2 separate regions of the Homo sapiens genome follow, and region 1 is linked to region 2. The links are chromatin loops, found by intact Hi-C in ENCODE. Cell type or tissue: PC-3. All regions are shown on one strand. Each heading gives the region's core, and the rest is flanking DNA. Links, peaks and the distances in the headings are about the cores only. Region 1 overlaps MAU2 (MAU2 sister chromatid cohesion factor). Region 2 overlaps GATAD2A (GATA zinc finger domain containing 2A).

Region 1 (13,776 bases), core at 4,526-12,525, 110 kb after region 2:
TGGCTAATTTTTGCATTTTTAGTAGAGATGGGATTTCGCCATGTTGGCCAGGCTGGTCTCAAACTCCTAACCTCAAGTGATCCACCCGCCTCGGCCTCCTACAGTGCTGGGATTATAGACGTGAGCCACCGTACCCAGCCCCAACATTTTTTTTCAATTTGACTTTAGATTGGAGTGGCCAGAGAGGAGGGGGACCAGGCCTAATTGCACCTGGTGAATTTTTAAATTTTATGTAGAGATAGGGTCCCATCATGTTGCCAGGCTGGTCTGAAACTTCTGGGCTCAAGTGATCCTCCTGCCTCGGCCTCCCAAAGTGATGGGATTACAGGTATGAGCCATTGACGCTGGCCAAAAAAAAAAAATTTTTTTTTTTGAGACAGAGTTTTGCTCTTGTTGCCCAGGCTGGAGTGCAATGGTGCGATCTCGGCTCACCGCAACCTCCACCTCCCGGGTTCAAGCAATTCTCCTGCGTCAACCTCCTGAGTAGCTGGAATTATAGGCACCCACCACTACGCCTGGCTAATTTTTTGTGTTTTTAGTAGAGACAGGGTTTTCACCATGTTGGCCAGGCTGGTCTCGAACTCCTGACCTCATGTGATCCGCCTGTCTCAGCCTCCCAAAGTGCTGGGATTACAGGCGTAAGCCACTGCGCCTGCCACCCCCCCCTTTTTTTTTTTTTAAGACAGAATTTCTTTCTGTCTCCCAGGCTGGAGTGCAGTGGCATGATCCTAGCTCACTGCAATCTCTGCCTCCCAGGTTCAAACTATTTTCATGCCTCAGTCTCCCAAGTAGCTGGGATTACAGGTGCCCACCACCACATCCAGCTGATTTTTGTATTTTTAGTAGAGACGGGAGTTTCACCATGTTGGCCAGGCTGGTCTGGAACTCCTGACCTCAAGTGATCCACCTGCCTTGGCCTCCCAAAGTGCTGGGATTACAGGCGTGAGCTACCGCACATGACCAAAGAGAAAAAAATTTTTTTTTTGAGACAGATTCTCACTCTTCGCCCAGGCTGTAGTGCAGTGGTGCAATCTTGGCTTGCTGCAACTTCCACCTCCCAGGTTTAAGTGATTCTCCAGCCTTAGTCTCCCAAGTAGCTGGAACTACAGGCACAAACCACCAATGCCCGGCTAATTTTTGTATTTTTTGTAGAGATGGGGTTTCACCATGTTGTCCAGGCTGGTCTGGAACTCCTGACCTCAGGTGATCCACCCGCCTTGGCCTCGAAAATTGCTGGGATTATAGGTGTGAGCCACCGTGCCCAATTTTTGTATTTTTAGTAGAGACGGGGTTTCACCATGTTGGCTATGCTGGTCTCAAACTCTTGGCCTCCCAAAGTGCTGGGATTACAGACTCCCGAAGTGCTGGGATTTTTTTTTTTTTTTTCTGAGACAGAGTCTCGCTCTGTCGCCCAGGCTGGAGTGCAGTGGCGTGACCTTGCCTCACTGCAAGCTCCGCCTCCCGGGTTCACACCATTCTCCTGCCTCAGCCTCCTGAGTAGCTGGGACCACAGGTGCCCACCACCACGCCCGGCTAATTTTTTGTATTTTTAGTAGAGATGGGGTGTCACCGTGTTAGCCAGGATGGTCTCGACCTTCTGAGCTCGTGATCCACCCGCCTCGGCCTCCTAAAGTGCTGGGATTATAGGCGTGAGCCACCGTGCCCGGCCTGTGCTGGGATTTTTTGCCGCACTTGGCAAAAAAATTTTTTTAATAAAAAGGATCCTCTTGTCATATAGGTTTTGGGTATAGGGAGAACTAGTTGCCAAGAAAAAAAAATCCCGTGAGTGGAGGAGCTGAGTAGGACTCAGGGGTCACTTCCTTCGGTGGGTACCAGAGGATGCTCCGGAGAAGAACAGCCTGGAGTGATTAGGTCACTTTTCCTGGGGAGCAGGTTGCTCAGGAAGCAGCATGGTGGCCGGTGTGTGAAGTATTAGGGGCATTTGGATCCAGGACCCGGCTCTGAGACACTTACTCGGGTTCCTTTAGGGTCAGGCCTGAGTCAAGCCAGGGCCTGGGCCGGTGTCTGGAGTGCCCCAGCCCCCTGGGCACGCGCTGTTGGGTTACACATTATACAAGAGAGTCAGGGACTGACCCTGGCCAGCAGACACTGTCATCAGCTGACCTGTCTGCCGTGTATTCTGCCCTGGATGTACCACCATCATCCACAAGTGCAGTTCTGGGCATGTGAGTCTCAGTCCAGTGGGGGCAGAAGGATGATGGCTCTGGTCTGGGGCCTCAGAGATTTGATTTCACACCTGAACACAGGGGCCCAGGCACTTTCTGAGCCTTCAGTGTCCTCCTGGATGTGCTTCCAGATGTCAGCTGAGTACAAGGTGGTGGTGGACTGGCCCTCCATAAATGCGACAGGCAGCCTGGTAGCCGCGATACCCTCCCAGTGTCCCCTGAGGGGTGGCCAGACAGGAGGGGACCAGGACCAGAGCCTGCAGTCCCCACCCGAGTCACTCAACTGTGCCAGTAGGGGACACAATTCCCCAGATGCCTGGGTCTTGGTGGCCCCATCGCCGAAGCTGGAATGTTGTCCAGCTCTGATCAGCTGGCCCAAGGGGGGCCTGCTTGCCTCCTTTTTTTTTTTTTTGAGACGGAGTTTTGCTCTTGTTGCCCAGGCTGTGTGCAATGGCGTGACCTTGGCTCACTGCAACTTCCACCTCCCAGGTTCAAGCAATTCTCCTGCCTCAGCCTCCTGAGTAGCTGGGATTACAGGCGCCCACGACCATGCCTGGCTAATTTTTTGTATTTTAAGTAGAGACAGGGTTTCACCATGTTGGGCAGGCTGGTCTCAAACTCCTGACATCAGGTGATCTGCCCACCTCGGCCTCCCAAAGTGCTGGAATTATAGGCATGAACCATCGCTCCCAGCCCTCCTTTTGGTCTTGTCACAGCGTCCCCCACCTCCTCCCCTGTGGTTGTCCCCCACCTACTGTGCGACACTCCCTTCTCACAGATGGTCAACACTCCCTCCCTTCTGAAACCCGTCATCAGGGGAACTATGTCCACCCTCTGAGGGCATCAGACATTGTCTGATGTGGTCTCTGCTGTGTTCCCAGCATCCAGCGCACAGTAGGTGCTTAATACATGTTTGGCAAGTAAAGGAGGGAATGGTGTCACCCTGACGCCCGGAGAACCCTGGCCATTGTCTTCTCCAACAGTTACAGGAGTGGTGTGAAGGTCACCCCACATCCCTGCAGATGAGCAAAGCCTGGCCAGACTGGGGTCTGGCAACATCCAGCCCAGTCTTTCTAGCTGGATTGTAGGTTCCCACCTGTCCTACCTGGTGGGGACATTGCCTGGGCAGCCCTTGCTGCTCCTGGGCCACCATGCCCCCTGGTGGCCAAGGCCAGAGCAGGCCAGGGGCCGCCAGTAGCAACTGAGGACACTTGCAGATGAAGACAGAGTGGGAGATACACTTCCGGTTCACGACAGGACTTCTGAACAGTTTGTGCTTAACCCTTTAGGGGAGGATTTGTGCTCAGAACCCTGGAATAGCAGGACAGCGCCAAGGCCACACAGAGACTCACTCTGGACAGAGTGTGCCTAACTGCAGATGGAGCCTGAACCCTGCGCTGCAGAAACACTGAGTGTAAGGAACTGTGGTTAGAGACGACGTTCACAACAAACACACACTGACAAAGTGGACTATCCCTGGCCGGGCATAGTGACTCACACCTGTAATCCCAGCACTTTGGGAAGCCGAGGCGGGTGGATCACCTGAGGTCAGGAGTTCCAGACCAGCCTGGCCAACATGGTGAAACCACATCTCCACTAAAAGTACAAAATAATTAGCTGGGCGTGGTGGTGTGCGCCTGTAATCCCAGCTACTCAGGAAGCTGAGGCAGGAGAATCGCTTGAACCTGGGAAGCAGAGGTTGCTGTAAGCTGAGATTGCACCATTGCATTCCAGCCTGGGCAACCAGCGAAACTCCATCTCAAAAAAAAAAAATAAAAATAAAAAAAATCAAAAAAATCAGAGTACTAAGAAAATAAAATTCATGTGGAAATTAACCTTTTCCTTTCCTTTCCCAGCCAATTTCATTGTAATCTCACCATGTGAGCATAAATTTGGGACGAAATAAGAAACTTCATCTTATTTATTTATTTATTTATTTATTTTGAGGTGGAGTTTCCCTCTTGTCACCCAGGTTGGAGTGCAATGGTGAGATCTCGGCTCACTGCAACCTCCGCTTCCCAGGTTCAAGCAATTCTCCTGCCTCAGCCTCCCGAGTAGCTGGGAATACAAGCACCTGCCACTACACCCAGCTAATTTTTGTATTTTTAGTAGAGATGAGGTTTCACCATGTTCACCAGGCTGATCTGGAACTCCTGACCTCAGGTGATTCGCCCACCTAGGCATCCCAAAGTGCTGGGATTACAGGCTCCTGTCACCACACCTGGCTAATTTTTGTATTTTTAGTAGAGATGGAGTTTTACCATGTTGGCTAGGCTGGTCTTGAACTCCTGACCTCAAGTAGTCTTCCCGCCTTGGCTTCCCAAAGTGCTGGGATTCAGGCATGAGCCACCGTGTCCCTCCTCTTTCAATATTCTTATGTTGAAATGTGATTGTATTTTTTTTTTTTTTTGAGACGGAGTCTCGCTGTTGTCACCCAGGCTGGAGTGCAACAGCACGATCTCAGCTCAGGTGTGAGCCACCGCGCCTGGCCTGTTTTTTCTTTTTTTTTTTTTTAACTGAGTCTCACTCTGTCACCCAGGCTGGAGTGCAGTGGCATGATCTCGGCTCACTGCAAGCTCTGCCGCCACGAGGGCCGGCTAATTTTTTGTATTTTTAGTAGAGACGGAGTTTCACCGTGTTAGCCAGGATGGTCTCCATCTCCTGACGTCATGATCTGCCCACCTTGGCCTCCCAAAGTGCTGGGATTACAGGCGTGAGCCATTGCGCTCGGTCCTCTGTTTTTTATTTATTTTTCAGACAGGGTCTTGATCTGTCGCTCAGGCTGGAATGCCGTGGTGGGATCATGGCTCACTCCAGCCTTGAACTCCTGGGCTCAAGTGATCCTCTGCCTCAGCTTCCCCAGTAGATGGGACTATGGGTGCGCACCACCATGCCCGGCTAATTTTTTTGTATTTTTTGTACAGACAGGGTGTCACCATGTTGCCCAGGCTGCTCTTGAACTCCTGAGCTCAAGTGATTCTCCTGTCTTGGCCTCCCAAAGTTTTGGGATTACAGTCGTGAGCCACTGCACCCAGCCTGTGATTGTATTTTGGAGGTGGGGCCTCTGGGAGATGATTATGTCATGAGGGTGGAGCTAGAGAGCGGGAAGCAAACCAGGAAGCAGGCCCTCGCCAGACTCCGAATCTGCTGGCACCTTGATTTTGAATTTCCCAGCCTCTAGATCAGTAAGAAATAAGTATTTGTTGTTTGTAAGCCCCTCAGTCTATGGTAATTTGTCAAAGCAGCCGGAATAGGAGGAGACAGGATGTGAGGTGGCCACTGCGAGGATTTCTGCCTGCGTATATTTCCTCAGGTGCTGGGTTCTAGAAGCTGTGTTCAAAAGAAAGTTGTCCATTTTCTTTTTTATTTTTATTATTATTTTTAGAGACCGGTTCTCACTCTGTTGCTCAGACTGGATTGCAGAGCTGCAATCGTGGCTCACTGCAGCCTCGACCTCCCAGGCTGAAGCAATCCTTCCACCTCAGACTCCTGAGTAGCTGGGACTATAGGCACACACCACTATGCCTAGCAATTTTTTTTTTTGTTTTTTGAGACGGAGTCTCGCTCTGTCACCCAGGCTGGAGTGCAGCGGCGCGATCTCAGCTCTGCCACCCAGATTCAAGTGATTATCCTGCCCAAGCCTCCTGAGTAGCTGGGATTACAGGCACCCACCACCAAGCCCTGCTAATTTTTGTATTTTTAGTAGAGACGGGGTTTCACCATGTTGGCCAGGCTGGTCTCGAACTCCTGACCTCAGGTGATCCACCTGCCTCGGCCTCCCAAAGTGCTGGGATTATAGGCATGAGCCACCATGCCCGGCCGCCTGGCAATTTTAAATTTAAAAAAAAAAGTGTTTTTTTTGTTTTTTCGAGAGGGAGTCTAGCTCTGTCAACCAGGCTGGACTGCAGTGGCGTGATCTTGGCTTACTGCAACCTCCACCTCCTGGATTCAAGTGATTCTCCTGCCTCAGCCTCCCACGTATCTGGGATTACAGGTGTGCACCACCGTGGCTGGCTAATTTTTGCATTATTTTATTTTTATTTTTATTTATTTTATTATTACTTTTTTTTAGATGGAATCTCACTCTGTGGTCCAGGCTGGAGGGCAGTGGCCTGATCTCAGCTCACCACAACCTCCAACCTCCCGGATTCAAGCGATTCTCATGCCTCAGTCTCCTGAGTAGCTAGGATTTACAGGTGCCCACCACCATGCCCGGCTAATTTTTTTGTATTTTTAGTAGAGATGGGATTTCACCATGTTGGCCAGGCTGGTCTCAAACTCCTGAGCTTAGGTGATCCATCTGCCTTGGCCCCCCAAAGTGCTGGGATTACAGGTGTGAGCCACCTCGCCCTGCCAGGTTTATTTATTTTTGAGAGGGAGTCTTGCCCTGTTGCCCAGGCTGGACTGCAGTGGCGTGATCTTGGCTCACTGCAACTTCTGCCTCCTGGGTTCAAGCGATTCTCCTGCCCCAGCCTCCCGAGTAGCTGAGATTACAGGCACCCGCTACCACGGCTGGCTAATTTTTATATTTTAGTAGAGACAGGGTTTCACTATGTTGGTCAGGCTGGTCTCAAACTCCTGACCTCGGCCGGGCGCAGTGGCTCATGCCTGTAATCCCAGCACTTTGGGAGGCCGAGGCGGGCGGATCACGAGGTCAGGAGATGGAGACCACGGTGAAACCCCATCTCTACTAAAAATACAAACAATTAGCTGGGCGCGGTGGCGGGCGCCTGTAGTCCCAGCTACTAAGGAGGCTGAGGCAGGAGAATGGCGTGAACCCAGGAGGCAGAGCTTGCAGTGAGCTGAGATCGCGCCACTGCACTCCAGCCTGGGCGACAGAGCGAGACTCCATCTCAAAAACAAAACAAAACAAAACAAAAACAAAACAAAACAAAACAAAAAAAACTGCTGACCTCAAATGATCTCCCTGCCTTGGCCTCCCAAAGTGCTGGGATTACAGGCGTGAGGCACCATGCCTGGCTGATTTTAATTTTTTTTTTTTTTTGAGATGGAGTCTCACTCCATCACCCAGGCTGGAGTACAATGGTGCCATCTTGGCTCACTGCCACCTCTGCCTCCTGGGGTCACTGTCTTCTGCCTCAGCCTCCAAGTAGCTGGGATTAGAGGCGTGCAGCACCACACCCAGCTGATTTTTGTATTTTTAGTAGAGACTGTGTTTCGCTATGTTGGCCACATTGGTCTTGAACTCGCGACCTCAGGTGATCCACCTGCCTCGGCCTCCCAACATGGTGGGATTACAGACATGAGCCACCACGTCCAGCTGATTTTAAATTTTTTATAGAGACAAAGTCTTGCTACGTTGCCCAGGTTGGTCTCAAACTCCTGGCCTCAAGTGATACGCCTGCCTCGGCCTCCCAAAGTACTGGGATTACAGGCAGATGTTTTATTTTTTATAGAGACGGGGTCTTGCTACGTTGCCCAGGCTAGTCTCAAACTTTTGGACCTGAACCATCATCCCATCTCAGCCTCCTAAGGAGCTGGGACTACAGGTATGCTCCACCACATCTGGCTTCTATCATTTGTTTTTTGTTTCACTATGTTTTGTTTAGAGAGCGGGTCTCACTCTGTCACCCAGGCTGGAGTGCAGTGGGGCGATCATAGCTTGCTGCAGCCTCAACCTCCTGGGCTCAAGCGATCCTCCTGCCTCAACCTCCCTCCCGCCTCATCCTCTAAGTGGATGAGGGATGACATGGATGAGGACATGGCTTGTGGGAAAAGGAAGGTCACTCACTTCCTGAGTCAGGGTCCCATGGATGCTGCACAGGGCATAGCCTACTCGGAAATGACTCAACAGGAGGAGCTGTGTGACCCTAGTCTGCCGGGCGCCCAGGCCAAGGTGACTGCCTGGGTGTAGGCTTTGTGTGAAACATTGGTCAACCCAGGATAGACCTGCTGTCCACATGCAGGTTCACACCTCCCAGCTGGGGGCTGCACACCTGCTGGAAAGGTGGCTGGTCCCATGGCAGGCTCGTCATGCTGTGCTCTGGTCCAGCTCAGGTTCAAGATGTGAATCCCATGCAGGGGCTGGAGAGGTATGAGATGGGCCAGATGGGCCCCTGCCTGTCTGTCTGGAGAAGATGATGTCCAAGCTGATGATGAAGGATAAGCAGAGTCTACCTTGAGTGAAAAGGCTGCCTGGTGCTGAACTGGTGGGGATGGGGCAGAAGGAGCCCAGGCATCGATGGTTGGGGTGCTGTGATCACCATGTTGAGACTCAAACACTCGCACAGGGCCGGTGTGGTGTCTCACGACTGTAATCCCAGCACTTTGGGAGTCCAAGGTGGGAGGATTGCTTGAGCTCAGGAGTTGGAGACCAGCCTGGCCAACATGGTGAAACCCTGTGTCTACTAAAAAATACAAAAAAATTAGCTGGGAATGGAGGCAGGTGCCTGTAATCCCAGCTACTCGGGAGGCTGAGGCAGGAGAATCTCTTGAATCTGGGAGGCAGAGGTTGCAGTGAGCCGAGATCACACCACTGCACTCCAGCCCGGGCAACAGTGCAAGACTCCATCTCAAAAAAAAAAAAAAAATTAACCGGGTGTGGTGGCACGTATCTATAGTCCCAGCTACACAGGAGGATGAGGCAGGAGGGTCGCTTGGGCCAGGGCGTTTGAGGCTGCAGTGAGGCTCAAGTGATTGCACCACTGCACTCCTGCCCGGGCAACAGAGTGAGACTCTGTCTCTAAACGACACATAGCAAAACAAAATACAAAAACGTTGCACATCCAGCAGAGCCCCTTGGGGCTCGAGGCTAAGATGGCTTGTGTATCTCTCATGGGGAACTAACCTGAGAGTGACATGAGGGCCTTCACACCATATGTGTGTGCTGAGCGGCCCTGTCTGTCCACAATAAAGACACAGGGAAAGCCCAGGAGAATTGAAAACACGTGGTCCAGCCAAAACTCACAGAGCAGCACTATTCACAGTCGCCACAAGGGGGAAGCAACCCGAATGTCCATAAAAGGATGGATAAGGCCGGGCACCGTGGTTCACGGTGGTAATCCCAGCACTTTGGGAGGCCAAGGCGGGCAGATCACTTGAGTCCAGGAGTTCAAGACCAGCCTGGGCAACAAGGTGAAACCCCATGTCTAGAAAATATAGAAAAATTAGCCTGGCATGGTGGTGCCTGTCATTCCAGCTATTTGGGGGGCTGAGGTGGGAGGATCCCTTGAGCCTGGGAGGTGGAGGTTGCAGTGAGCTGAGATCATACCACTGCACTGGGCTATAGAGCAAGATCCTGTCTCAAGAAAAAAAAAAAAAAGCCGGGTGCAGTGGCTTATGCTTGTAATCCCAGCGCTTTGAGAGGCCGAGGCAGGTGGATCACAAGGTCAGGGGTCTGAGACCAGCCTGGCTAATATGGTGAAACCTCATCTCTACTAAAAATCCAAAAATTATCTGGGCTTGGTGGTATGCGCCTGTAGTCCCAGCTACTCAGGAGACTGAGGCAGGAGAATTGCTTGACCCTAGGAAGCAAAGGTTGCAGTGAGCCGAGATCAACCCACTGCACTCCAGCCTGGGTGACAGAGCAAGACCCTGTCTCAAAAAAAAAAAAAAAAGATCAACAGTTTGGTCCATCCATATAATGGGATATTATTCACTCATAAAAGGAACAAAGCAATGATCCATGCTACAGTGCAGATGAACCTTGAAAACATAGTGCTGAGAGATCCCAGGCTACAAGAGGTCACAGGGTATGAGATTCCATTGATATAAAATATCCAGAACAGGCAAATTCACAGACAGGAAGCAGATTACTAGTTGCCAGGGGCTTGGGGAGGGAGGAGGAATGAGGAGTGACTGCTGATGGCAATGAATCTCCTTTTGGGGGAATGAAAATGTCCCAGAACTAGATAGAGATGATAACTGTGCAACACTGTGAACGTACTGAATACCACTGAGCAGTCCACTTTACAGATAATACTATTTTATATACATATAAAATAGAGCAAGACTCTGTCTCTGCTAATATCCTCCTGGGTTCAAGTAATCCTCCCGCCTCAGCCTCCTAAGTAACTGGGACTACAGGAACACACCACCATGCCTGGCTATTTTTTTTTTTCGAGGTAGAGTCTCCCTCTCTCGCCCAGGCAGTGGTGTGATCTTGGTTCATTGCAAACTCTGCCTCCGGGTTCAAGCGATTCTCCTGCTTCAGCCTCCCGAGTAGCTGGGATTACAGTTGTGCGCCACCATACCGGCTAATTTTTATATTTTGTATTTGTATTTATTTATTTTTTGAGAGAGAGAGTCTTACTCTGTCACCCAGGCTGGAGCACAGTATCAGGATCTTGGGTCACTGAAACCCTCCACTCCCTGGTGCAAGTGAATCTCCTGCCTCAGCCTCCTGAGTAGCTGGGACTACAAGTGCACGCCACCACACCCGGCTAATTTTTGTATTTTTAGTAGAGACAGGGTTTCACTATGGTGGCCAGGCTGGTCTCAACTCTTGGCCTTAAGTGATCCGCCCACCTCGGCTTCCCAAAGTGCTGGGATTACTGGCTTGAGCCACGGCACCTGGTTGCCTGGCTAATTTTTATACATTTTTTGTAGAGACTAGGTCTCACTATGTAGCCCAGGCTGTTCTTGAACTCCTGGGCTCAAGGGATCCTCCTGCCTCGGCCTCCCAAAGTACTGGGATTACAGGCGTAAGCCAGCACAACCTGCAAAAAAAGTTAAATTTGTTATGGTAATTTCACCTCCAAACAAAAAAATCTGGGCAAATAACTCCCCTCACTCCCAGGTGTATGGAGGCTGGTCCCCTCTAAGAATGCAGGGACCGGCTGGGCGCGGTGGCTCAGGCCTGTAATCCCAGCACTTTGGGATGCCAAGGCAGGTGGATCACGAGGTCAGGAGTTCAAGACCAGCCTGGCCAACACAGTGAAATGCTGTTCCTACTAAAAATACAAAAAATTAGCTGGGCTTGGTGGCGGGCACCTGTAATCCCAGCTACTTGGGAGGCTGAGGCAGGAGTATCGCTTGAACCTGGGAGGTGGAGGTTGCAGTGAGCAGAGATCGCGCCTCTGCACTCCAGCCTGGGCGACAGTGCAAGACTCCATCTCAAACAACAACAACAACAAAAAAAAACACAGGGACCAGGACACCTGGGTGCATGAGGGAGTCTGCCCCTGAGAGGGCTGGGAAGGGAGGATTCCAGGAGCAGGCTGCTGAAGGCCTCATATGCTGATGGAGCATGGGGTTCCTTCCTCTCTAGGCGAGGCCAGACCAGAGGAAAATGATCAGTGGAGGAGATGGGGACTCAGGCTTCCATTCACGTCATCTGGCTCAGGATTTGGGGACTGCATCCTCATGCTGAAGACCCCGCCACAGAGGGGGCCCCTGTGGGCATGGCAGCAAGGGTGGCAGCCGTCTTTGGGATGGCTCACAAAGCGGACAGAGGAAACAACAAAGACACAGCACGTGGCTCCTGTAAGTCATTTTACTTTGAATATATAGGAAACAAAATCCACAAACAGGAAGCTATGTTCTATGGTTATGTCTTTTAAACAATGTTCTGTATTTACAAATTGTTTTTTTCCCTAAGTAAAAGCACCAGCTGAAAAGTTATAGGCTGCTAAAACCGTTACAAATATTACAAACCCATTAAAAGACATTATGCCAAACGTACTTATTAAAAACCTTAACAAAACGAAGAGACAACTGACAACGCAACCAACCAATTGAGCCACCATGCTGGGCTGGGTGGCAGTTCCAATTTCCTTGCCTGTGTTTCTGATAAACGGGGCTGGGAGTGCTTATCCCAGGGAGAGGATCCTCGCCCACCGGCAGGTGACTACAGGGACAGAGCTGGGGAGAGGCAGCTGTGTCTCAAGGAAACATGGCAGCCTCACTTCCTGCTGTAGGTGGCCTCCTGGTCAGACCCCCTCAACCCACAGGACAAGGGCAGAGGCATACAGGAGGGTCTGGCCAGCTTTCGGCTGTTCATCTGTCAACAGAATGCCTTTCTGCGACCTTGTCCTCATCCACTGAAGGGTTTGGAGTTTTTGTTTTTTCCTAGACACTTAGCTACAGGACACTGTGTGATGTGTCCTCAGGGACTTGCTGTCTGCCTTCCATTGTTTTTTTTTTTTTTTTTGAGACAAAGTCTCACCGTCACCCAGGCTGGAGTGCAGTGTCGCGATCATGCTCACTGCAGCCTCAATCTCCTGGGCTCAAGTGATCCTCCTGCCTCAGCCTCCCAGTTAGCTGGGACTACAGGCATGCGCCACCGTGTCTGGCCTCTATTCTTGCAATTGAATGAGATGCTATGAGGCGCTGAGCGACCCACAGGAAAGTACTTATCAAAAGCTTTGTGTCATGAGAAGATGCGGCTGTGGAAGGAGGTTCAAAGCTTGCACACACGCACACACACACATGCACATGATTTGGCTTCCATAAAGCTCGAGTAGAATATTAAATATTGAGTACTGAGTTTTTAATTGTAAACTTAAGATCTCATCCTTAACTTTACATATACATAGATAACAGGGTGGTCATGAAAAGCACTTTAACATCAGGACAGATGTTAAGTTCTGAGGTTCTGTTTTCAACTGCTCTACATACAAAATGCCCTACAAGCAAAGAAAGGCTTAAATAAATAGATGGGGATGAACATGATGCACGCCGTGGTGACATGAGTGGTGTGCAGGGGTCGGACAGTGCGGAACCCGGGTGGGCAGGAGCACATTGTGGAGACACAAGTGGTGGCATCTCTGGGATGTAGGGGAGGATGTGGGGGGCTCCTTCAAGGTGGAGCTAGCAGAGGCCATGGCTCGGGAGGAAGACAGGACAGGGACAGTTTGTGGGCCAGTGCCACACGCTCTCCTATTGGCTTCATGGGCCTGGGGGCAGCCCTGGGTAGCAAAGGACAGGGCCAGGCTCTCCCCCTGGAGACCCAGAGATGGCGGTGGTCCTCTTAGGACAAACCCTCACCAGCCCCGCCCTCTGACCAGCCTGTCACTGGTGCTGATGTCAGGTGGTGGCCAGTGAGGAAGGGGGTTATTGACAGCCCTGCCTGTGGCTAAGGCACACCCAGCCTGGGAGCCCCAAGCAGCTGACCTGAGCAATCCAGCGTCCCTTTAGTCACAGACGCCAAAGCTCCCAGAGGCAGTTCCACTGAGTGAGGGTGACAAGACCTAAAACCACCACCTACCCTGCTGAGCAGGACCCCCACCCCCTGTAGCAGGGAGAGGCTCCTGGGCCCCAGAAGCTGGAGGGGGTGGTGTCTTGAGCCCTGACACCTGCTGCTGCTATCTTGACCCGACCACCCGCCCCAACTCGGAATGCCACACTGTGACCACTGGGGCACCTCCTGATTATCCAAGAAAAGTGGATAAAACCAAACGCTGCTGTCTGGGCCCAGCGGAGGCTCCCTGGGGCCTGGCTAGGGTGCGGGTTTCACACTGTGCCCCAGAGACCCAGCAGGGAAGGTGAGGCGGTGGAGGGAGTGGGGGGACCAAGAGGCTGAGCAGGGAAGGCCACAGATCTGCCAGGAAGAAAGTCCCTGGGCTCCAGATCTCGGGGGCGGGGGGCCCGTGCCACGCACTCTAAGCTAGCTGAGGAGGTGATCTTAAAT
Region 2 (8,000 bases), core at 1-8,000:
ATGGCGCCATGAAGAGAAACGCTCGCGTGAGCATTCATGCAAAGCCTGGTGCTTCATGAAAAACACCCAAGGGTATCTGGTACCAGTGATAAAGTACGAGCTTCCATTAATCAAAAATCAGAATTTTGGAAAACTTATATTTGCTACTTGCTGTGAGCTCAACAACTTCCCAACGGATAGGTGGTGACATTGACAAATCTGATTTTGTGACACTAAATGATGATATGTGTATCTGAAACGTCTCTATAACCCAGTAAACTACTATTTTCCAACATTCAATGGTATTACAAACTCATACGTGAGTAAAATGTCATTCAGGGGAAGAAAAGATAAAACTGTCAGGCAGAAGAATCCCAAATAATTTATGCAGACAATTCACCTTTGAAGAGGTGAGCATGAGTCCCCATTCCTCAAGAGTAGGCTGTGTCGCCAGGCACGGTGGCTCACACCTGGAATCCTAGCACTTTGGGAGCCGAGGCGGGTGGATCACAGGAGGCCAGAAGTTTGAGACCAGCCTAGCCAACTTGGTGAACAACCCCTTCTCTAAAGTGCCTGTAATCCCAGCTACTCACAAGGCTAAGGCAGGAGAATCACTAGAACCTGGGAGGCAGAGGTTGCAGTGAGCCGAGATCATGCCATTGCACTCCAGCCTAGGTAACGCAGTGAGACTCCATCTCAAAAAAAAAAAAAAAAAAAAAAAAGAGTGGGCCACACATAGTAACTTCCTTCCAAAGAGGACAGTATGGAAATGGTGGAGCAGGGGAAGGAGGGAAGGGTAACTTTACAGTAGAAAAACCTGACAAATGGCACCTCACCAAAACGATCGTTCATTCAAGACCAGCAGTACCTTTGATATGATGTGACGAGAAGAGCACTTCACCCTCTGTGGTCTTCCTCCCCCAAATCCATCACCTGCCTGTGAGAAAAGCATCTGACAAATCCCAATGCACTGACATTCTACAGAACACTTGACCTCTGCTCCTCAAAACTGACAAGGTAACCCAAAACAAAGAAAGTACGAGAAACTGTCATAGTCCAAGGAATCTAGGGAGACGCAAGGATTAAATATAACGTAAGGGAAAAAGGACAGCTGGAAAAAACTGAGGAAATCAGAATAAAGTATGAACTCGGTTAAAATAATACATGGACCCTGGCTCACTACTTGTGACACATGTTCTGTAGTCTGTTAACAATGTGGAGACTGGGATGAGGTTTGCAGGACTGATCTTTGCAACTTTTCTGTGAGTCTAAGACTATTCTAAAATTAAAAGTTAGTTTTAAAAACAGATTTTTCTGTTCAAAGTGTAAAAGAGTCCCACGGATTTTAATGTAACCCATGTACAAAAAGCTCAATGATGAGGTTTCAGAGTCTAAGGGCCAACTCACCAGTAGAGACTAGCCACTCTGGATTTTGGTTTCTCATTAGAGGAGGAAACGCACAATGATCCAAAAAGCCTATGGAAACGCTCCTCCACTCTCCAACCTCTTCTCCATGCTAGTTACATTTTCTTCACCATGCTTCAAACCCTCACAAAGAACGCAAGAGGATGGACACAGAAATAGCCACGGGAACCTAGCAGCTGCCTTCTTAGTAAGCTGAGTATTAAAGAGATTTGCAAAATAGATTTTTAATAATAAGTTATTTATGCTAATATGTCACAGGTCTACTATAGTCATCTTTAAATGAATTAATAATAGGTTTTTTTTTGTTTTTTTTTTTTGAGACAAGGTCTCAACTCAGGTTGTCCAGCCTGGAGTACAGTGGTGCCATCTCAACTGACTGCAGCCTCTGCCTCCCAGGCCCAGGTGATTCTCCTACCTTAGCTTCCCGAATAGCTGGGACTACAAGTGTGCGCCACCACTCTGCAATTTTTTTGGATTTTTAGTAGAGACACTTTTGCTATGTTGCCCAGGCTGAAATTTTTTTTCTTTTTTTTTTGAGACAGAGTCTCACTCTGTCGCCGAGGCTGGAGTGCAGTGGTGCGATCTCGGCTCACTGCAACCTCTGTCTCCTGGGTTCAAGTGGTGCTTGTGCCTCAGATTCCCAAGTAGCTGGGCTTACAGAAGTGCGCCACCACACCCAGCTACTTTTTTTGTAGCAACGGGGATTTGCCATGTTGCTCAGGCTGGTCTCGAACTCCTGGCCTCATGTGATCTGCCCACCTCGGCCTCCCAAAGTGCTGGGATTACAGGCGTAAGCCACTGCGCCTGGCCAGTATTTTCAAATTTTCTAACACAGTAAATGTCAACAGACATATCCCACAAATCCAACTGCTGTCTGGGGCCCACAGATGGAAAAGGGGAGGTGCCAGTGCTTCAGGAAAAGGATTTCCCATCTCTGGCAGCCTCGACAGTAGTACAGAGGCTGGGATCCTGGGTCCTGTCCTGCTGATGTATCATGGCCCATGTAACTTTCTTTTTGCTGCCAAAGTTGTATTTTGAAAAGTGAGAGGTACTAAAAATTTAATAGGATTCACCCCAAAGATACACTATAATTGCTTATAAAACCTATTTAATCATCAGCCAACAAAATTTGGTCACCTTAAGGTTCTTACAGCCTTATGTGGCAACTGTACAGCCTCTATGTTTACCTAAGTCACAGAAAGCGGGCGACGCCCTATGGCTGTGGATCAAACACAGGAACATGGCTGGCCAGGTCACCCAGGACCTCAGTGTGAGGACGCTATTCTGAATCTTGTGCCCCACTGCCCCTAGACTGCTGGTCTCCGGGACTAGGAATCTCCTTCCTTCTCCAGCAAGTTGGCCACCTCTCTCCCGTCCAAATGCCTGAGAGATCCTGGGCTCCACCTAGGCTCAGAGCATCAACTCTCCCTTCTCCAGAGGGGGGTCCCAAACCCAAGGCCCAGTCCCAACTCTATGTTCCACCCTTCCTGCATCCAACAATCTATCCCAGACCACCTTTCCGGTCTCTGCTCCTACCACCGTGTACCTTCAGACTCTGACCCCTGCACCCGGTGCACCATGATTTCTGGGCTGCAGTCCCCCAGAGAGTGCCCTCAGACCACTCTTCCCACACCGCCTGCAGACACGCCAAGTCTCCTGGAGGCCTGGACTGATGGCTCTCTTTAGAATGCTCTTTGTACGAAAGCTATCAGGGCCCTGCCTTGAGGAATTCTGCATGGCATCAAGTCTCAGTCGCATGAACCCCCAAAGCTTTTCAATTTGATGACGTCACAACTATTTTAAAGATATAAGCTCTAAAAATCCGCAGTCCTATGGCACAGGTCCCAAGCAAGGGAGGCACATAGCAACATCTGGTATGTCTCCCATCTTTCCACCCATCAGACGTCCCCTCCCTTGTCTCCCACCCTCCAGAGAGAACGGTGGCATCTGCCCGAGCCTCAGCCACAGGTAACTCAGTGTTTCCAAAGGCAGCAGATCCAGCTTGGCTTCAGGCGTTACCCTGCCTTCCTCTCAGCACTGTGACTTTACACTATGGTGGAGCCTCAATTCACAGAGGAGACAAGAGGCATTCACAAAGTGGGGGCAGACTATCCCAGGCCACACAGAGATTCAGTACATGGCCGATCCAGGCTGTCAGACACCCACGTTCTTTTTTCTACCACCAGCTGCCCCCTCAGGCTCACAAATTATAATTCATATGCTCATCTTAAGAGAGAGAAGAAAAACCTCAGAAAGATCTCTTCTAACCAGGTAGGCTTTTCTTTTCTTCCAGGGGCATATTCTGCTAACCGGGAAAACACTGCCCCCCTGGGTGTGACGCCTGCCTGTCCCACCTGGGATCACACATGCCCCTGCAGGTTCCCAGGTATCCACTCCGTCTGTTTCTACCTGTTCTGCACACAGAGACCCCCAAGGCCTGGCGCCCACTGCCCTTCGCTCCACTCCTTCACCAGGTTAGGGGACCATGAGGGACAGGACTGGCTCTCGGCCTAAGGAGCACTCAGAAGCCGCCCCGTAGCCTCCAGGTTGGTTTCACTGCAACTGCTTGCAGCATGGCAGGGAAGCTGGCTGCAGACTGAAAAGCAACATAGCTAAACCCAGTTTCAGTGGGCACAGCGGAGTGCTGGTCAGACACCCTCCCCGTCTTGTCCCTGTGGATGGGACATTTAAATAACCCGCTACAGGAGCTGGGACATCAGTTACAGGAAGAGAAGCCTGTCAGTGAGTGACAAATAAGACAACAGCAGGAATACATGCTGGGAGGAGATATCAGAAGCCGCAGCAGCAAAACAGAAAGCAAGTCATTTAAAAAGAAGGAAGAGGTCTGCTTAATCTGCAAATCTGCTCAACTTACAGATGTGTGAGAAGAGTTCAGACAGAGAAGGCCAAACATTTACTGGTGATTACCTCGATGTCCATATAAAGTGTGGCCTCTGGTTTTCTGTCAGAGCCACCACAGGATAATAACATCCCCAGAGAGCCTGCACTGTCCAAGAGAGAAGCCCCATTTCAAAGTTAGGGATCCGAGTCCCCTCCATGACCAGAGGAGGGCGTCTAAAGGCAACAGGGAGCTGGCAACACCTTGGAGAAGCTGAAGTTCAGGAAGACCAGCAGTGATGCTCTTTTACCTGGCACCGGGCCGGCTCATGCTACGGCCCTCATGTGAGCTGAGGACTTGGGGAGTTAGAAACAGGGCAGTCTGTTATCCTGGTGCCCCTATATAATCTAACGATTCTTAGAAGTACAGGTGGACCCCTCACATTTCAGCGATTTCTGGGATTAGAGTCCCAGATAAAGGGAAATTGGATGAGGAGCCTGCAGGAAAGGGGTGACATAGAGAACAAGGAGGAGACAGACGGTGGCCACTGAGGTTTGGAGGGGCAGCGGCTAAGGCAGGGAAGGGAGCACAAAACAGATTCCCAAGGGAACATACCTCTCAGTTCCCATGAGCTAAGAAATGCCCGCAGGCTGTGGATTTCTAGTCGGAGCTGGTGAAGGCACTCCCTGGGGCCACCCAGCCTCTCCTGGAAGTTGCCCAGAAGCAGACAGAGAATTAGCAAGTGAAAGGCAGCAGCCAGCCCTCAACAGGTGCTGGGGAGGGGCTGGGGCAGTGGAGGGGGGGGGGCTCCAGAGAGCCGCCCACAGAGTACCCCGCTCCGGAGCCCCCTGTCTGGACCCTGACTCTGGGACAGGCCAGTGGTCACACAAAGGGAAAATGGCTTCTTGCTGTGGGACTTCCAAAGCTCTGGCACCCCGATGGGGGATTTAGGGGTTCAATCCCTGCCAAGAGGGCTGTAGGAGGCAGCCAGTGTGAGGGCCACAAACCATGTCCCTGGGCTATGAGAACCCAGCCCTTTCCTGAGCCCTCACGTCGACAGCTGTGCCACATTAGTCCATCGTCCATCTCATTCAAGGACGTGCATTCCTGTAGACAGCCGGCCGGCGGGCCGGGAGCAGCTGCGGGGAGGCATAGTCCTGAGAGCAGGGGGTGGAAGCTCAGCTCTGCACATCGCTGTGAAGACAACCCCTCCACCCGTATGCAGGCAGCCAACACAACGATGATAGGGGTTCTGTGGCACCAGCAACTGTCCGAGCATCCGCTATGTGACTGACTAGCACAAGGGGCAGTGGGCTCTTCTGCCTGGCCTCGTGCTTCCATCAAAGAGGGACAAGGGTGACGGGCTTAAGACAGAGCCACACGTGTAGGCCAAGTCTGGACCTCAACCTCTCTGGGGACCCAGTGGCTAAAACTATAAAGACTGAGAACAACAAGTGAAGACGGTATGCTGGACTGCCACACCTGTGAGTGTGAAAAGCACAGACCATTTTGGGGGAAAAGCCCAGTCGTTTCTCTAAAACGACTAACCACACACACAATTTGTAACCCTGCAGTTTAACCTGAGTGTTTACCAAGAGAAATGCTGACTCGTACCCACAAACAGACAATCTGCAGGGACCTTGCACAGCAGCGGGTGCTCACACCAGGCCCAAATTGGAGGCTGCACACATGTCTACTGACAAGTGAGAAGTGCCCTGTGCACACCACTCAGAGGCACACCAATACACACCAGGGGCAAATCCCAAAACACTCAGAAGGAAGCCGGACCCCAAAGAGCACTGACTCTGTGAGTGCATCCCTGGAAAACCGGAAAAGAGGCAAGACCAGTCTCATGAGGGGAAGCACCAAAACAGGAAGGGCTGGGAGTGCGTGAGGGCCCTTCTGGAGTGGGATGGTAAGGTTTCTGGGCCGTGATAAAGTTTGTGACCTAAATTCAGGGTTTGACTCACAGGTGCACACGTGAGTCAGAACTCACTGTCTCGGGCACACCAGGAGAGCCCCATGCTCACGTGGTTGTCGGGGTTGGGGGCAATTCCAGTGTCGACCTCACCCTCCTCTCCCTTCCCTGTAAAAAGCATCTGTCCAAACAGGAAGGACTCACTCTATCCGTGATCCTCAGAGACATCTTGCAAAAATTATGTGATGCACACCTTTTTTCCAGCTGGCCCCATTTTGGCACAGAACAAAACAAAGCCGTCCACACTCCCACGTTCTGGACAACTGGGTGGCTGGATGTCTAGGAAGAAGCAATATCACATTACTTTCTGATTTGTTTTTGGTTTTGGAAGGCTTGGGTGTTAATATGTGTTGTTTTTGTTTTTTTGAGACGGAGTCTCGCTCTGTCGCCCAGGCTGGAGTGCAGTGGTGTGATCTGGGCTCACTGCAAGCCTGACCTCCCGAGTTCACGCCATTCTCCTGCCTCAGCCACCCAAGTTGCTGGGACTACAGGTGCCCACCACTACGCCCGGCTAATTTTTTTTTTTTTTTTTTTTTTAAGTAGAGACGGGGTTTCACCATGTTAGCCAGGATGGTCTCGATCTCCTGACCTCGTGATCTGCCCGCCTCGGCCTCCCAAAGTGCTGGGATTACAGGCGTGAGCCACCGCGCCTGGCCTAACCTGCATTTTAATGATGGGCACGCATGCTCACCGTGGTGGGTGGCCTAACCTGTCTTAATATCAAATGATCAGCCAGTGCATTCTCTGGGCAGGGAAGTGACACAGATGTGTCACCCCACCGCCCTCTTGGTGACTGCAAAAGTCTAAAAAGAAAGACAACGGCAATGATTCTAATTGTCATCAAGGACACCAGTGTCACCAATTGCGACTGGTTTTGCAGGCCCAGTAAACAGACTACATTTCCAGTGTGTTTTACAGTCTGTCACTGGCCACAAGTGCTTGACCAGGGAGCTGAAGGCCAAAAAAAACTAAAGCCAAGATCAGATCTAACAGCACAGATGCTACTTTGAGCCCCAAAGTGGCCAAGGAACACACATCCCAGCCTGCCCCGTCCAGACCATGGGGCAGGCCTTTGGTCCAAGTGCTGCCCCCTCCCACAGCAGACAAGCCACTCATGGTACAAGGGGAGGTGGGGAAGAGAAGAGCAAGACACAAGAGCTGCCTGAACGCCACACACCACTAACGGGGACAACTTGCCAGATATCCACCTAGGCTGTGTTGAAGTCTGCCCAATCCATGGACCACGGAAGCCACAGCCCAGTCTCCTCCCAGGTGAAGTAAGGAAATGGAGACGGTGAGCCACATCGGCAATGGCAAGTCCTTCTTTCCAAGACCTCTGCGCTTTCCTTCATGACATGGTCTTCCAAAAAAATAGCTGCATAAATCAGATCCTGTCTTGATTACCTCTCTACCAGAGATCAGCATAGTACCTGGCATACAGCAGGTCTGGTCCTGGACCACTGACAATCCAATAAGAGTTGACACTTCAGAAAAGGCACATACAAACACATCCTCAGTGAGGTGTGGCCATTCACAGAGTTCTCATTCCCTCACCCCATGCAGGCCCAAGGTGACTGAGGGACCCTCAGTCCTTACCTTTCAGTTGCAGGACCCCTGGAGAAGAGCCGCATTTTTACTGAGCAACGTGCTCTTCCATCCAAAAAAAAAAACAAATCAAGGCTGGGTACAGTGGCTCACACTTGTAATCCCAGCACTTTCGGAGGTTGAGGTGGGTGGATTACCTGAGGTCAGGAGTTCAAGACCAGCCTGGCCTACATG

Evidence for each region. A loop is a pair of places that touch in the nucleus more often than their neighbours do. Peaks named below come from ENCODE experiments on the same cell type or tissue, not always from the same donor. Only the 100,000 strongest peaks of a DNase experiment are listed, where the experiment ranks them.
Region 1: a loop joins it to region 2, with 4 times the contacts of the local background. A loop is called at or near these places in 22 of 110 quality-filtered maps.

Annotation. Positions count from the first base shown.
Region 1 is chr19:19,356,601-19,370,376 of GRCh38, reverse strand. MAU2 (MAU2 sister chromatid cohesion factor) reads right to left here. Exons shown (of 19, transcript NM_015329.4): 19 at 11,623-13,776. LOC124904656 (a long non-coding RNA gene) reads left to right here. Exons shown (of 2, transcript XR_007067163.1): 2 at 11,416-11,666. Among named protein-coding and RNA genes, the nearest start is that of GATAD2A, 42 kb to the left of the region's middle. RefSeq lists enhancers at 3,195-3,244, 3,395-3,444, 5,192-5,301, 5,322-5,421. In PC-3, for the core only: a CTCF peak has its summit at 9,133 (motif pointing right); DNase peaks (open chromatin) are centred at 5,276 and 9,136; H3K4me3 peaks cover 587 bases; H3K27ac peaks cover 624 bases.
Region 2 is chr19:19,472,533-19,480,532 of GRCh38, reverse strand. All of the region lies in intron 2 of GATAD2A (GATA zinc finger domain containing 2A), which reads right to left. Among named protein-coding and RNA genes, the nearest start is that of TSSK6, 39 kb to the left of the region's middle. RefSeq lists enhancers at 5,099-5,790, 6,484-7,175, 7,176-7,868 and a silencer at 6,272-6,341. In PC-3, for the core only: a CTCF peak has its summit at 4,464; no DNase peak of the experiment used is centred there; H3K27ac peaks cover 1,173 bases.